Regions from separate parts of the Homo sapiens genome. Here all the other regions are linked to region 1. Evidence: chromatin contacts called from ENCODE Hi-C or POLR2A ChIA-PET data. All regions are on one chromosome and are shown on one strand. The core of a region is the stretch at or near the end of the contact, and the rest is flanking DNA. Distances in the headings are between cores, read along the strand shown.

Region 1 (5,092 bases), core at 2,388-4,887:
CTGTAGGCGCATGCCACCATGCCCAGCTAATGTTTGTATTTTTAGTAGAGATGGGGTTTCACCATGTTGGCCAGGATGGTCTTGATCTCTTCACCTCGGCCTCCCAAAGTGCTGGAATTACAGGTGTGAGCCATTGCATCAGGCAACTTTCTGGTCTTTTTGAGGGATGGGAAGGTTTGCTGGGTATGCAAAATTGGAGTCAGTGTTCTCAGCTTGGAAGAGATGTTATAATTTATTGATAGAATTTTTTATGGATGCCTTAAATTCTCAGAAATGATTTTGAATCTTAAGTTTATCTAAAATTTATATAATCCTTCTCCATAGTGAGAAAAAAATTTCTAAATTATAGTTCGATTTACCTATTTATATATAAGCTTCTGGATAAATACTTGTTTTTTTTTCCTCCATTTGAGGTTAATTTTGGATAGGTTCCATAGTGCAAAGTTGTTAAGAGTGGCAGTATAGAATTTTTAAGTTTTCTTGGGCCAGACATGGTAGTTTATGCTTGTAATCCCAGCACTTTGAAGGGCCGAGGCGGGAGGATCGCTTGAGGCCAGGAGTTCGAGACCAACCTGAACATCACAGCGAAACCCCATCTTCTGCAGAAAAATTTAAAAATTACCCAGGCATGGTGGTGTGTGCCTGTAGTTCCAGCTACTTGGGAGGCTGAGGTGGGAAGTTGCCTGAGCCCGGGAGATCAAGGCTGCAGTGAGCCGCGATCACACAACTGCAGTACTCTAGCCTTGGCAACAGAGCAAGAGACTGTAAGGTCTCACTGCAGCCTCAATCTCCCTGGCTGAAACCATCCTCCTACCTCAGCCTCCCAAGTAGCTGGGACTACAGATATATGCCAGCACACTGGGCTAATTTTTTTTTGTTTACTTTTTAGTAGAGTCGAAGTCTTGCTATGTTGCCCAGGCTGGTCTTGAGCTCCTGAGCTCAAGCAGTCCTCCTACCTTGGCCTCCCAAAGTGCTGGGATTACAGGTATGAGCCACCGTGCCCAGCCAAGACCCTGTCTTTAAAAAAATAAGTAAAAACAAAAACAAAAAATAGAATTTTAAGTCTTCTTAAATAACTTTCTAATGGACACAATTAGTTTTCAGTAATCCAACCTTTTTTTTAGAAGTTTTGAAAACTTTTTTTTGGATACCTGGGCTTTTGCACATTGTACCACACTGTAACAAAAATAAACCGCAGGTTTCTAACTGGTGTAGACTGTTGATTTTTTTTTTTAACAAATTAGGTTTGAATAAATTATATAATTGCTTTGTGGTTTTTTTGTTTTTTTTTTTTTGATGGAGTCTCGCTCTGTTGCCCAGGCTGGAGTGCAGTGGGGTAATCTTGGCTCACTGCAACCCCTGCCTCCCAGGTTCAAGCAATTCTCCTGCCTCAGCCTCCTGAGTAGCTGGGATTACAGGCACCTGCCACCATACCTGGCTAATTTTTGTATTTTTAGTAGAGACGGGGTTTCACCATGTTGGCCAGGCTGGTCTCGAACTCTTGACCTCGTGATCCACCCGCCTTGGCCTCCCAAAGTGCTGGGATTAGAGGCGTGAACCACTGCACGTGGTGCTTTGTGTTTTTTTTTTTTTAAATCTACTTAGAAATAAATTATTTTCACCCCCTGATTTACACTTGAATTTCCACTAGCAACACAATTTGTTGTCACAAATGTTTTCATAGTACTTGGGCACATTTGATGCAGAAATTTTTAATGGTCCAAGACTATTTTAGTTGATAGATGAAACCTTCCTTTTACCTGAACAAACTTTTTCGGAAGTTTAGGAGCCAGCTTTGTTCATCCTTTGGTGATAGGTGGTGGTTTGTATGTGTTTGTAGACAAAACTTTCCTTGGCGGGGATTTGCCCCTTTTTTCGTTGTTTCTTCTTCCTTTGAAGATCTCTGTTTAACAAAGATTTTTTTTTTGGCTCACAGTGTTCCTGTAATAGAATTCCTTCAAGAGTTCTAATACTAGTTTTGTTTTGTTTTGATGGCAGCAGGTTTTGAGAGTGAGCTTTTGACTTCATAAGAAGACTAAAACAACAGTCTTAGAGTACAGTTAAGTCCATTTGTTACCAGAAAATCAGACAGACAGCTAGGTCTGTCCTCATCAGGACCAAGTAATACTGGATTTTTTTTTTTCATTAAATGTTCACTATTTTTCTTTGTATGAAATTGAGGCCAGGTATAGTGACTCACACCTGTAATCCCAGCACTTTGGGAGGTCGAGGTGGGAGGGTTGCTTGAGTCCAGGAGTTTGAGACTGGCCTGGGCAACACAGTGAGACTCCGTCTCTTAAAAGAAGAAAGAAAAAAGAAATTGAATATGTGGTGATTACTACCCGTTTCATTTACTTTTTTACTTATTAACGTAGTGACTGTTTAAAAAAAGTTACGCATTGATCTTCCTGTTCCTTCCCCACCAAAAATAAAAGCAAAAACAACAAGCCACCCCTCAAATGAAACAAAATTAAGCCTGTTCTTTATCTATATTACTACTTAGCACATTTGACCTATTTTTTTAAAACCTCTGTTATTTTGAAAGTAAATTTTGGCTCTGTTGACCTTGCGGTTAGAAAAGTTGTTCTTCTGCTTAAATGAAATGATCAGTTGTTTGTAGATTACCAAATATAAAAGCTCTTCAGAACCGCTAATGATAAGTTGCTTTGGCTTCATAGAGGAACGCCATGGTTTGTGGTGGTAAATTGTTACAGAGCAAATGTCAGTACCAGAGGCGGTCATGGATCACCACGTGGAAGCAGGTTGTTCCCACATGAGATTGGTAGCGAGCCGGTGCTGCATCTGTCTCCTTTCCCACTGCATCCTGGGTGCCTGGAGCCTCACAGGGTTGACCCGTGTTGGGGGTGGGGATGGTTGTAGAAGCCTCTTTATTTTTACTTGTGATAGATTCTGGCACTGATTAGAATGTTTATTCAGTAGTTTTTTTCCTATCCGCCTGAGTTTTCATAGCTCAGTATAGGATAACATGGGCTTCGGATTTTGTCAACCAATCAATTATATAGTAGCTCTTTTGTTTTGTTTTTAAAATTTATTTCTATTTATGTATTTATTTATTTATTTTGAGAGAGGCCCTTGCTGTGTTACCCAGGCTGGAGTGCAGTGGCATGATCATAGCTCACTGCAACCATGAACACCTGGGCCCAAGTGATCCTCCTGCCTTGGCCGTCTGAAGTGTTAGGATTACAGTGTGAGCCACCAGACCTGACCTTTGTTTTGTTTTAGTAGCTACCTCTTGACTAGAAAAATAGTTTAATCTTGGCCTCCTTAAAACCTTTTCATTGATATTTTTTACTCTGCTAGAACAGTTCAGTTTTTGCATGTCTTCAAGTGAACATGCTTTAGTATTAATTCCATGGAAGCCATTTCTGTAGAATAGGCTAGTGTCCAGTTTTGTCCAGTTTTCCTTTTGGAGCAGTGTCTCAGGCACAGAAATAGTCTGGGCTTGGTGGACCCCACCCCAAAGTGTCACTTCTTTTCCTCTGGCCTTGCTCTCCATGCCCGCCTTTCTCTTCTGATGTTTTAATGATACCCTCCCTGCTCGGTGATTTGTGTTCAGGAAGCTAGGCAGTGATTACTTTTGTTTCTGCTTTGTGAACTTCCTCCCCCACTTCCTATTTTTACCGCAGTTGCACAGGAAATGAGGCGGCTCCTGGCTGGCTGCTGCTAAGCAGTGATTTTAGGTGGCAGAGGACAAGGCCTCAGGGCCTGAGCCATTTAAGGCATTTTCCACCTTAATCTTTTCACTACCTTCTTCCTCTAGGAGTCATAGGAACATGATTTTGTGATTGGGTTGAGGTGACATCATGTCCTCAGCCTTGTGGGTGGAGACAGGGGTTGCTGTTTAGTTGGAGGACAGCACTTTTGTGAAGGAAGTGAGGGCTTTTTTCAGCAGTAACAATGTGGGTGGAATGTCGTGGCCCTGTGGCCTCTGCAGCTTGAGGGAAGGTTAAGTTGAAGGGACAGGCCCTGTTGCAGGTAAGGATAGGGAGGTGGATTCTGGTTACTCTCTAGAGGGCCTTGACTGGCAGCTTGAAGTGAGCTGAGGAGCCTAGTCTGCTCTCTCAGATCTTTGAGGGGGGCCTCAGCCTCTATGGCACCCTCCTTCCTCTGAACCCATGGCATTTGTTTTCTAAACGACTTATTTAGCATTTATCAGTCTCTTTTTTGATGATGCCTCTTCTTAGCTTATGGACCCGTTATAGCTTAATTTATGGAGAAAGTTTGTATCATCTCCCCAGAAAGAAGTAACTTGTTATACATTAGTTAACTTGAATATGGAAGGTGCTCAAAGCATTAGTTTATCGGAGATTCTTAAGAGCTGCACTGTTGACATTTTGGGGTAGATAATTCTTTGTAGGGGCTGTCTTGTGCATTATGGGATGTTCAGCAGCACTTCTGGCCTCTACCCACTGGATGCTACCCACTAGCACTTGCCCAGGGTGACAACCAAAACATCTCTAGACATTGCCAGATGTTGGTAGGGCAGAGAAGGACACAAAATTATACTTTTCCCCACTTGTTGAGAACCACTGTGTTAAAGAATTGAATTACTAATTACTAACTTATAAAATGGAATAAAGTAGAATGTTTGGTTCCCTGGGATTAAAGCCATTTGTTAGTTTCTATTTTCATATCTGACATTCTCATAATTCTTAGTTTGCTACTTAGAGTATGCTGTGCTCTATCAGCTTCAGCTAGTGTTCAGGTATACCTTCTGTGCACTTTCTTTTTTTTTTTTTTTTTTTTTTAGATGAAGTCTCACTCTGTTGCCCAGGCTAGAGTGCTGTGGCGTGATCTTGGCTCACTGCAACCTCTGTCTCCCGGGTTCAAGCGATTCTCCTGTCTCAGCCTCCCTAGTAGCTGGGACTACAGGTGTGTGCCACCACACCCAACTAACTTTTTGTATTTTTAGTAGAGACAGGGTTTCACCATGTTGGCCAGGCTGGTCTCGATCTCCTGACCTCGTCATCCACCCGCCTCGGCCTTCCAGAGTGCTGGGATTACAGGTGTGAGCCACCACGCCCGGCCCCTTCTGTGCACTTTCATTGAAAGAACTAGGAGCTGGGCGCGG
Region 2 (4,489 bases), core at 1,767-4,266, 130 kb after region 1:
AATTTTTTATATATTTTTTTAGCAGAGACAGTGTCTCACTGTGTTAGTCAGGATGGTCTCGATCTCCTGACCTCGTGATCCGCCCGCCTCAGCCTCCCAAAGTGCTGGGATTACAGGCGTGAGCCACCGCGCCCAGCAAGGCGGGTCTTGCTGTGTTTCCCAGACTAGACTGGTCTTGAATTCCAGGGCTCAAGAGATCTCCCACCTCAGCCTCCCACAGTGCTGGGATTACAGGCGTGAGCCGCCACACCCAGCCTATTCAAAATTTTTTTTTCTTAGAGACAGGGTCTTTGTTGCCCAGGCTGGACTGCAGTGATACAATCATAGCTGACTGAAGCCTCAAATTCCCAGGCTAAGGTGATCTTCTCACCTCAGCCTTCCAAGTAGCTGGGTCCGCAGATGCATGCCAGTACACCCAGCTCATTTAAAAAAAAATTTTTTTCTTTTTTGAGAGTCTTGCTTTGTTGCCCAGGCTGGAGTGCAGTGGTGTGATCTCGGCTCACTGCAAGCTCCACCTCCCGGCTTCACGCCATTCTCCTGCCTCAGCCTCCCGAGTAGCTGGGACTACAGGTGCCCGCCACCACACCCGGCTAATTTTTTGTATTTTTAGTAGAGACGGGGTTTCACCGTGTTAGCCAGGATGGTCTTGATCTCCTGACCTCATGATCCGCCTGCTTTGGCCTCCCAAAGTGCTGGGATTACAGGCGTGAGTCACCGCGCCCGGCTCATTTTAAAATTTTTGTAGATCAGTGTACTGTTGTAAAAAAAAAAAAATAAGAAAAATAAAAAATAAATTTTTGTAGTGATAGGATCCCACTGAGGCCAGAGAATAGGGTCTGGAGACAAAGGAGCATTCACTTCAGCCTCTGACTGGTGGCAGGCCAAGTCTTTATTTACATAGGGTGTAACCAAATAGGAAACCTCTAAAGGGTACTTAAACCCCAGATTTTCTACACAGGGCACTTGCTTGAGCCTCATCCCGCTTTCTGGAATGTACTTTTGCTTCAATAAATCTGTGCTTTTGTTCCTTCTTTTGTTGCTTTGTGTGTTTTGTCCACCTCTTTGTTCAATATTCCAAGAACCTGGACGACTTGTAGTCAAGATCCTCCCCTGGTAATACTACTGTGTTGCCCAGGCTTATCTTCAACTCCTGGGCTTAAGAGATCCTCCTGCCTTGGCCTCCGAAAGTGTTGGGATTACAGGCGCAAGCCACTGTGCCCAGCATCACAGGGCCTTTTAAAGCTATCAGGATGAAGTGTGGTAAAAAAAGGAGTAAATGGGTTTCATCTCCAGATCCTTGCTGGGCTAGAGCCAAACCTCACAAAGGCTGGTGCTTCCTCCTTTGAGGTGTAAATCCTTGAAAACATTCATTTCTTTTGCATACCACGTTATGAATCCTAAAATAATGTTTTTGCAGCCTGCATTTTTAAAAAGTCAGGTTTATTGGGGTGTGATTTACATATAGTAAGATTCACCTTTCTTTGGTATACAGTTATGAGTTTTCACAAGTGTATATACAGTCTTAGAACCATTACAGATGAGATATACAGCATTTTCCTCACCCTCAAAAGTTCCTGACACTTGTGGTCCAGTCCTACTCCCTCATCCCAACTCCTGACTACCATTGAACTGATTTTTTTCCCTCCGAAGTTCTGCGTTTACCAGAATGGCGCCTTTTGTGTCTGGCTTCTTCCCATGATGCTTTTGAAATTCACCCATGTTGTGCTGCAGGAATTGAAAAAACTGTATTGTGTGGCTGGGCGCGGTGGCTCACACCTGTAATACTAACACTTTGGGAGGCCGAGGTGGGCAGATCACTTGATTTCAGGAGCTCGAAACCAGCCTGGCCAACATGGTGAAACCCCGTCTCTACTAAAAATACAAAAAAGGCCGGGCATGGTGGCTCACGCCTGTAATCCCAGCACTTTGGGAGGCCAAGGTGGGCGGATCACCTGAGGTTGGGAGTTCGAGACCAGCCTGACCAACATGGAGAAACCCCATCTCTATTAAAAATACAAAATTAGCCAGGCATGGTGGCACATGCCTGTAATCTCAGCTACTCGGGAGGCTAAGGCAGAAGAATCGCTTGAACCTGGGAGGCAGAGGTTGCAGTGAGCTGGGATCACGCCAGTGCACTCCAGCCTGGGCGACAAGAGCGAAACTCCGTCTAAAAAAAAAAAAAAAAAAAAAGCCGGGCGCCGGGCGTGGTGGTGGGCGTCTGTAACCCCAGCTACTGGGTGGGGCTGAGGCAGGAGAATCACTTGAACCTGGGAGGCTGAGATGCAGTGAGATGGCGCCACTGCACTTCAGCCTGGGCGACCCAGCAAGACTCTGTCTCAAAAACAAAACAAAACAAAACAAAAATAAAAACTGAAAAATCTCAAACATATAAAACCCAAATAGAATAAATCTCCATGTGCCTGGCACCAAATTTCAACAATTATCAACTCATGGTCAATCTTACTGTATTTACACCCCACCACCTTAATTATGTAGTAGCAAATCGGAGGTATTTCATCTATAAGCATTTTGGTGTGTTTCTCTAAAAATTAAAAACTTTAACTTTTTAAAAAACTTTATTGTTCTTGTTAATGACTGATAATACCATTATCCCACCTAAAATTTTTATTTTCCGGGAAGGCTTTTTTCTGGTGGCTCACACCTGTAATCGCAACACTTTGGGAGGCGGAGGCGGGAGGATCGCTTGAACCCCAGGAGTTCAAGACCAGTGTGGGCAATATAGCAAGTCCTCGTCTCAGGAAAAAAAGGAAAAAAGAAAGTTAGCTTTTTGGCAAAACTACTTCCTAGTAGATGGTGTGTACTTCCTATCACAGCGCATTAAGGGGCACATAATGCCTGGGACTCCGGGATTTCGAGCCCCTGACGCCAGCGGCGCCTCTGTGGCTCTGGGACCTGAGCGCACGCGCCTTAAAGCCACGCCTCCGCATCGGATCCTAGTAAGGGAGCGGGGTTATCATTTTAGCGTAGCGTTGCGCGTGCGCAGAGAGGCCGCCGTAGTTTGCGTTTTCACCTGGTCGCCCGGCGGCCATGGCGGCCGTTCTGAAGCCGGTGCTGCTGGGCCTTCGAGATGCGCCGGTGCACGGCAGCCCCACAGGGCCGGGTGCCTGGACTGCTAGCAAGCTGGGCGGCATTCCGGTGAGGGCGGGTGCCGGAGCTGGGGTCGATGGGTGCTGCTGAAGGGTGCGGAGGGAGTGGGCGAGGTCCTGGGGGGAGTCGGGGTCTGAGCGCCTCCTCTGTCCCCTCAGGATGCTCTGCCCACCGTGGCTGCGCCCAGGCCCGTGTGTCAGCGCTGCGGGCAGCCGCTCGCTCTGGTCGTGCAGGTGTATTGCCCGCTGGAAGGCTCCCCGTTTCACCGTCTGCTGCACGTGTTCGCGTGCGCCTGCCCCGGCTGTAGCACCGGCGGTGCGCGCAGGTAGGCGGGGAAGTCCCAGAGCTGCTCCAGGGGTGTCCTTTCCAGCGGGCTGGGGCGGGCCGGCGGGCTGGAGTCGGGGTGCAGCCCTCACGGCCCTTTGTCTTCACCCCGAAGCTGGAAGGTGTTCCGCTCCCAGTGCCTGCAGGTGCCAGAGAGAGAGGCGCAGGACGCTCAGGTAAAGGTTGTGATTGGCATGTTATTGTTTTTCTGTCATTTGAGGATATTTTCCAGAGAATAGTTTGGGGCAGACTTTAAAGCCGTGTTCTTTGAAGTACACTGGAGTGTTTTTTGCTTTTCTGAAGAACCATAAAATGCTATTTTCGTAAAGTTTTTTTTTTTTTTTTTTTTTGAGACGGAGTTTCGCTCTGTCGCCCAGGCTGGAGTGCAATGGCGCGATCTCGGCTCACCGCAACCTCCGCCTCCCAGGTTCAAGCGATTCTCCTGCCTCAGCCTCCCTAGTAGCTGGGATTACAGGCATATGCCACCACGCCCGGCTAATTTTGTATTTTTAATAGAGACGGGGTTTCGCCATGGTGGTCAGGCTGGTCTCGAACTGCCGACCTCAGGTGATCCACCCGCCTCGGCCTCCCAAAGTGCTGGGATTACAGGCATGAGCCACCGCGCCCGGCCTTTCTTAAGGTTTTGTGAGAGTTTTTTTTTTCTTCTATTTTACTTTATTTTTATTTTCTAACTCCTTTGTTAAAAGGAGATGGAGGCCCAGCATGGTGGCTCACGCCTGTGATCCCACCGTTTTTTGAGAGGCTGAAGTGGGAGGATTGCTTGAGCTCAGAAGTTGGAGACCAGGCTGGGCGCGGTGGCTTACGCCTGTAATCCCAGCACTTTGGGAGGCCGAGGCGGGCGGATCTCCTGAGGTCAGAAGTTCGAGACCAGCCTGGCCAACATGGCGAAACCCCGTCTCTATTAAAAACAAAAACAAAAAATTAGCCGGGCATGGTGGCAGACACCTGTAATCCCAGCTACAAGGGAGGTTGAGGCAGGAGAATCGCTTGAACCCGGGAGACAGAGATTGCAGTGAGCTGAGATCATGCCACTGCA
Region 3 (4,328 bases), core at 1,814-4,313, 210 kb after region 1:
TTCTAATTTGGCAGACCAGTGTTTTTCATCTTTGCATTAACTATTACTACCTTTTTCAGCAGGTTTGTTAGGAAGGCAGGTCTGACTACTAGTTGCAGGGATCCTGTACAACTAGACAGTGTACCAAAGCAAATCCAAGCTTTCCCTAGGTGCCTAGAGGGTGGAGACACTTCAGATCTTGTGTTGTATTCATGGTTTTTCCATGTAAATTGTCTCACCAGCTGGGAGCTGGGAGTAGGGCTTGCAAAGGGAGTTTCCTCAACAGCTTCTTTCCACCTCCAGCCTGAAATATGGTGTTGACAAACTGTCTTCCAGCCTCACTTGGAACAGTGTGGTGACAAGTTTACCTAGAGAATCCATTGTCCTGAAGACTACTGGCTGCTCAGCATGTGCCATGAGAGGTTCCAACATTTTAACCCATTAATGAGATAACTGACCAGGCAAAGATCACTGGATGCCAAAACCTTTCAGGTAAAAGGCTGCTGAGGAACAGAATTTTAGCACAACACTCAAATGTTGCTGCACAGGTCACTTGCAAAAGGAAAACATCAATCTTTACTTATTTTAGAGAGGGGCGTCTCGCTTTGTCCCCCAGGCCGGAGTGCAGTGATGTGATCACAGCTCACTGCAGCCTCGACTTCTCAGGCTCAAGTGATCTTCCCACCTCAGCACCCCTGAGTAGCTGGGACTGCAGATGTGAGCCACCACGCCTAATTTGGAAAACACCAATCTTCACAATTGACAGATCTGACTGCCGCCACCATAATCAAGTGATCAAACCTAGTGTCACTTATGGGACGGCCTGATGTTTCTGTGCTTCCTAAGATGATACCAAGAACACAGCAGTATCTCACCAAGAAATTGTTGACTGGAATCTAACCAAGCATCTAGACCTCCAGCTGACAGGAAATGGAGAGGGGGTAGAGGCACAAGTTAACATTTAGAAACAATCAGGTGAGCAGAATATCTGTGATATTCCGTAACTGCCAGGGCTCTTCAGTAAGTGTCATTTCAAAAAAGGAAGGAGTAGGCATTCTGGGGTTAAAAGACATTTAAGAGACAACCCAATACAATGTATGAATAATTTTTTTTGCATCCTAGTTCAACAAAAATGACTATAACAATTCTTGTAACAATTGGAAATTTGAAAATGAAACGAATATAGGTAATATAGAATTGTTTTCTTCAGTACGATAATGTGATTGTAATTATGTTCTTTTTAGTGTATTATGGGCAAATCTTCAATACCAGCAACTTTTTTTTTTTTTGAGACGTACTTGCTCTGGTGCCCAGGCTGGAGTAAAGTGGTATAATCATAGCTCATTGCAGCCTCAAACTCCTGGGCTCGAGCGATCCTCCTCCCTCAGCCTCCCACGTAGCTGGGACTGCAGGTGTTACGCCACCACGCCTGGCTAATTTTTTCAATTTTTTGTAGAAGGGGTTTTGCTCTGTTGCCCAGGCTGGTCTGAAAGTCCTGGGCTAAAGCGATCTTCCCTCCTTGGCCTCCCCCAAAGTGCTGGGATTACAGTTGTGAGCCACTGCACCTTTCTCAGGCTATATGGGGAGGAAAACAGCAAAATTAACATTTATTGAACCTAGGTACTGTGTGTGTTTCATTGTACCATTCAGCTTTGAAAACTTTCATAATAGAAGTGAATATATGTATATATATGCACACACGCACAAATGCATATATACATACACAGGCAGTCTATTTTCCTTTTGTGCCTATTTGACTTTTCCAAGTTTTATATTGAGTATGTCCTATGATTAAAGTCAGAAAGGCAATAAAGGTTATTAAACATATAAGGTGGAAAGAGAAAGTGTTAGTGGGATTCTGGGCTCAACACTGTTGAAGTCAGCTTTACCCATCCTTCTTGTTGCTAGGCTGTGACTTAGGAAGGATTCTCTTTCATTTGAGCCTCCAGAGAACTAAGCCAGGTGGTTCCCACTAGATGAATGGCCCACTCAGAGGCTGCCAGACAGCATTTAGTTGATAATAGATGTTCCTGAAAATTGTCCATCAGTGGCATACATGTCTGACGTGGACTTGGCCTACACCCAAGGAACATGGCCAAATGTAAGCCACTTACCAGCCTTTTGTAATATACAAAAACCAAAAATGTGGGCCAGGTGAGGTGGCCCATGCCTGTAATCCCAGCACTTTGGGAGGCTGAGGCAGATAGATCGCTTGAGGCCAGGAGTTCGAGACCAGTCTGGCCAACATGATGAAACCCCATCTCTACTAAAAAAATAGAAAAATTAGCTGGGTGTGGTGGTGCACACCTGTAATCCCAGCTACTTGGGAGGCTGAGGCATGTGAGTTGCTTGAACCCGGGAGGCAGAGGTTGCAGTCAGCTGAGATGGTGTCATTGTGCTCCAGCCTGGGTGACAGAGTGAGACTGTCTCAAAAAAAAATAAATACATGAATAAATAAATAAAATAAAAATGTGAAAAGTAAAGAAAACCCAAAAAGATCAGAGAAGAAAAAATGTCAGCAGATGTTTCTAGTCATTGTGACATGTAGAGGTAGGGAGGACCTCCTGTTTCTTTGCATTTTAAAGCAATATTCCTGAGGTCCATTTGACCATTTTGAGGGAGGATATATTTAGAGAAGTATTTTTATTTCACACTGGGAGCACATTATTTGCATTGTGCTCACAGAAGGAACATTTTCTTTTTCCTGCATCCAATTCAAAACACATTGCATCCAAAAGCTTATTTGAAAAATTTTAGAACTCAAACTAAAAAAATTAAAAATCAACAGTTGAACTACGGGGCTACAACGCCACTGTGTAGTTTGGCTATGTTTTGAAGACAATTATCTCCTGGTAAAGTAACATTTTAGGAAGTTTTGCTAAATGTCTCTGACTCATGCCAGTTTTAAAAATTTTAAGTCTAGCAACAAGTGATGACTCACAGATTGGGAAAGATTCTGAGCAAAAGCTTTACCAGAACGTACAGCGTCTGAGAAGGTCCTCAGGCTTTGCACTTTAGAGTCTTTCAATGGTTTACTTTGATTCTCAGATCAACCAGTCTCAGGAAATTTAGGCACTGTGCAGACGATGTCATTCAGCCATTCTGTCAACACAAATTGCAGTGCTGCACTCGGTGGAAAACGTTACCACTGTTGCCAGCCTGGGTGGAAACCTTTGAAAGCACAATGAACTAAAGACTGGCGTGAATGAAAACCCAACTCCTCATGTCATTTTGACAGCAGTAGGTGGTGAGTTGGAGATCTGAGCACCCACACCCTGTGTGCTGCCACACTGAGAGGCAGATGTCCCAGTTGGTTATAGCAGCAGCTTCCGGGAGGTTTGGAAGTCATAAACACCAACCTCATACTGAAAAGCCTAATGCCAGGTTGGGCATGGTGGCTCATGCCTGTAATCCTAGCACCTTGGGAGGCTGAGGCAGGAGGATCATCTGAGCCCAGGAGTTCAAGACCAGCCTGGGCAACATAGTGAGACCCTATCACTACAATAAATAAAAAATTAGCCAGGCATGGTGGCATGTGTCTGTGGTCCCAGCTACTTGAGAGGCTCAGGTGGGAGGATCACTTAAGCCAGGAAGTTGAGGCTGAGGTGTGATCACAGCACTGCAGCCTGGCCAAGAGAGTGAGACCCTGTCTCAAAAAATAATAATACCAAAAGCTCCATTAATCTGGGCATCCCCAAATAGGTCCTCCCCATTGAGCTGTAGATTGGCTGGGGTTTTTTACCATGGTACAAAGTTAGGGCAGAAATTCCCATTCCTGCGTGCATGGTAAGGCTTCAAGACAAGAAAAGAGGGCCTTTGCCAGATGCAGTGGTTTGTACCTGGAATCCCAGCACTTGGGGAGGTCAAGGCAGGAGGATTGCTTGAGTCCAGGAATTTGGGCAACATGGTGAAACCTCACTCTACGAAAAACAACAACAACAACAACAAAAATTAGTTTGGCATGGTGGCATGCGCCTATAGTCCTAGCTAACCTGGAGGCTGAGGTGGGAGGATCACTGGAGACCAGGAGCTCGAAGCTGCAGGGAGCTGAGCCATGATCGCATCACTGCACTCCAGCCTGGATGACAGGGTGGGATCATGTTACAGACACACACACACACCAAACAAACAGCAACAACAAAAAACAAAAACCCCCATGGAAACAGGAAGGAAGCAAGCTGCAAGTATCATGTCTTAGCCTTAATTCTTAGATTGGTTCCCCAATCTATCCATGGCTTCAGTGATCAATGCTTTGAATCTTCTTGCATCCTCAGGCCTAAAGGGGATAACAGGACCAGGAGAGATTGAAGTTAGGCTCAATCTGGCAGAAAGAGTGGGGCCTCAGAGAA

The links. A loop is a pair of places that touch in the nucleus more often than their neighbours do. ChIA-PET counts read pairs that join two places held with the same protein, here RNA polymerase II (POLR2A). Pooled maps may share reads with other maps.
Region 2: a pooled map shows a loop between it and region 1 (4-fold over the local background). The contact joins the promoter of PDCD2L here to the enhancer-like site in region 1. A Hi-C loop is called at or near these places in 6 of 50 pooled maps. POLR2A ChIA-PET finds 5 or more read pairs at or near these places in 6 of 52 experiments (A549, T-cell, WTC11 and 2 more).
Region 3: a loop to region 1 is called in a pooled map, with 9 times the contacts of the local background. The contact joins two enhancer-like sites. A Hi-C loop is called at or near these places in 4 of 50 pooled maps. POLR2A ChIA-PET finds 5 or more read pairs at or near these places in 4 of 52 experiments (CD8-positive, alpha-beta T cell, H1 and WTC11).

Annotation. Positions count from the first base shown.
Region 1 is chr19:34,266,499-34,271,590 of GRCh38, forward strand. All of the region lies in intron 1 of GARRE1 (granule associated Rac and RHOG effector 1), which reads left to right. Among named protein-coding and RNA genes, the nearest start is that of GARRE1, 14 kb to the left of the region's middle. RefSeq lists an enhancer at 3,618-4,318. Within about 2 kb of position 3,638, at least 35 of the 41 ENCODE cell types and tissues checked have a DNase peak (open chromatin) inside an H3K27ac peak, as active enhancers do.
Region 2 is chr19:34,401,383-34,405,871 of GRCh38, forward strand. It overlaps PDCD2L (programmed cell death 2 like), which reads left to right and starts at 3,017. Exons shown (of 7, transcript NM_032346.2): 1 at 3,017-3,156; 2 at 3,267-3,433; 3 at 3,548-3,608. The coding sequence starts at 3,049. GPI (glucose-6-phosphate isomerase) reads left to right here. Exons shown (of 18, transcript NM_000175.5): 18 at 1-1,031.
Region 3 is chr19:34,472,293-34,476,620 of GRCh38, forward strand. No RefSeq gene overlaps it. Among named protein-coding and RNA genes, the nearest start is that of WTIP, 7.3 kb to the right of the region's middle. Within about 2 kb of position 3,064, at least 4 of the 41 ENCODE cell types and tissues checked have a DNase peak (open chromatin) inside an H3K27ac peak, as active enhancers do.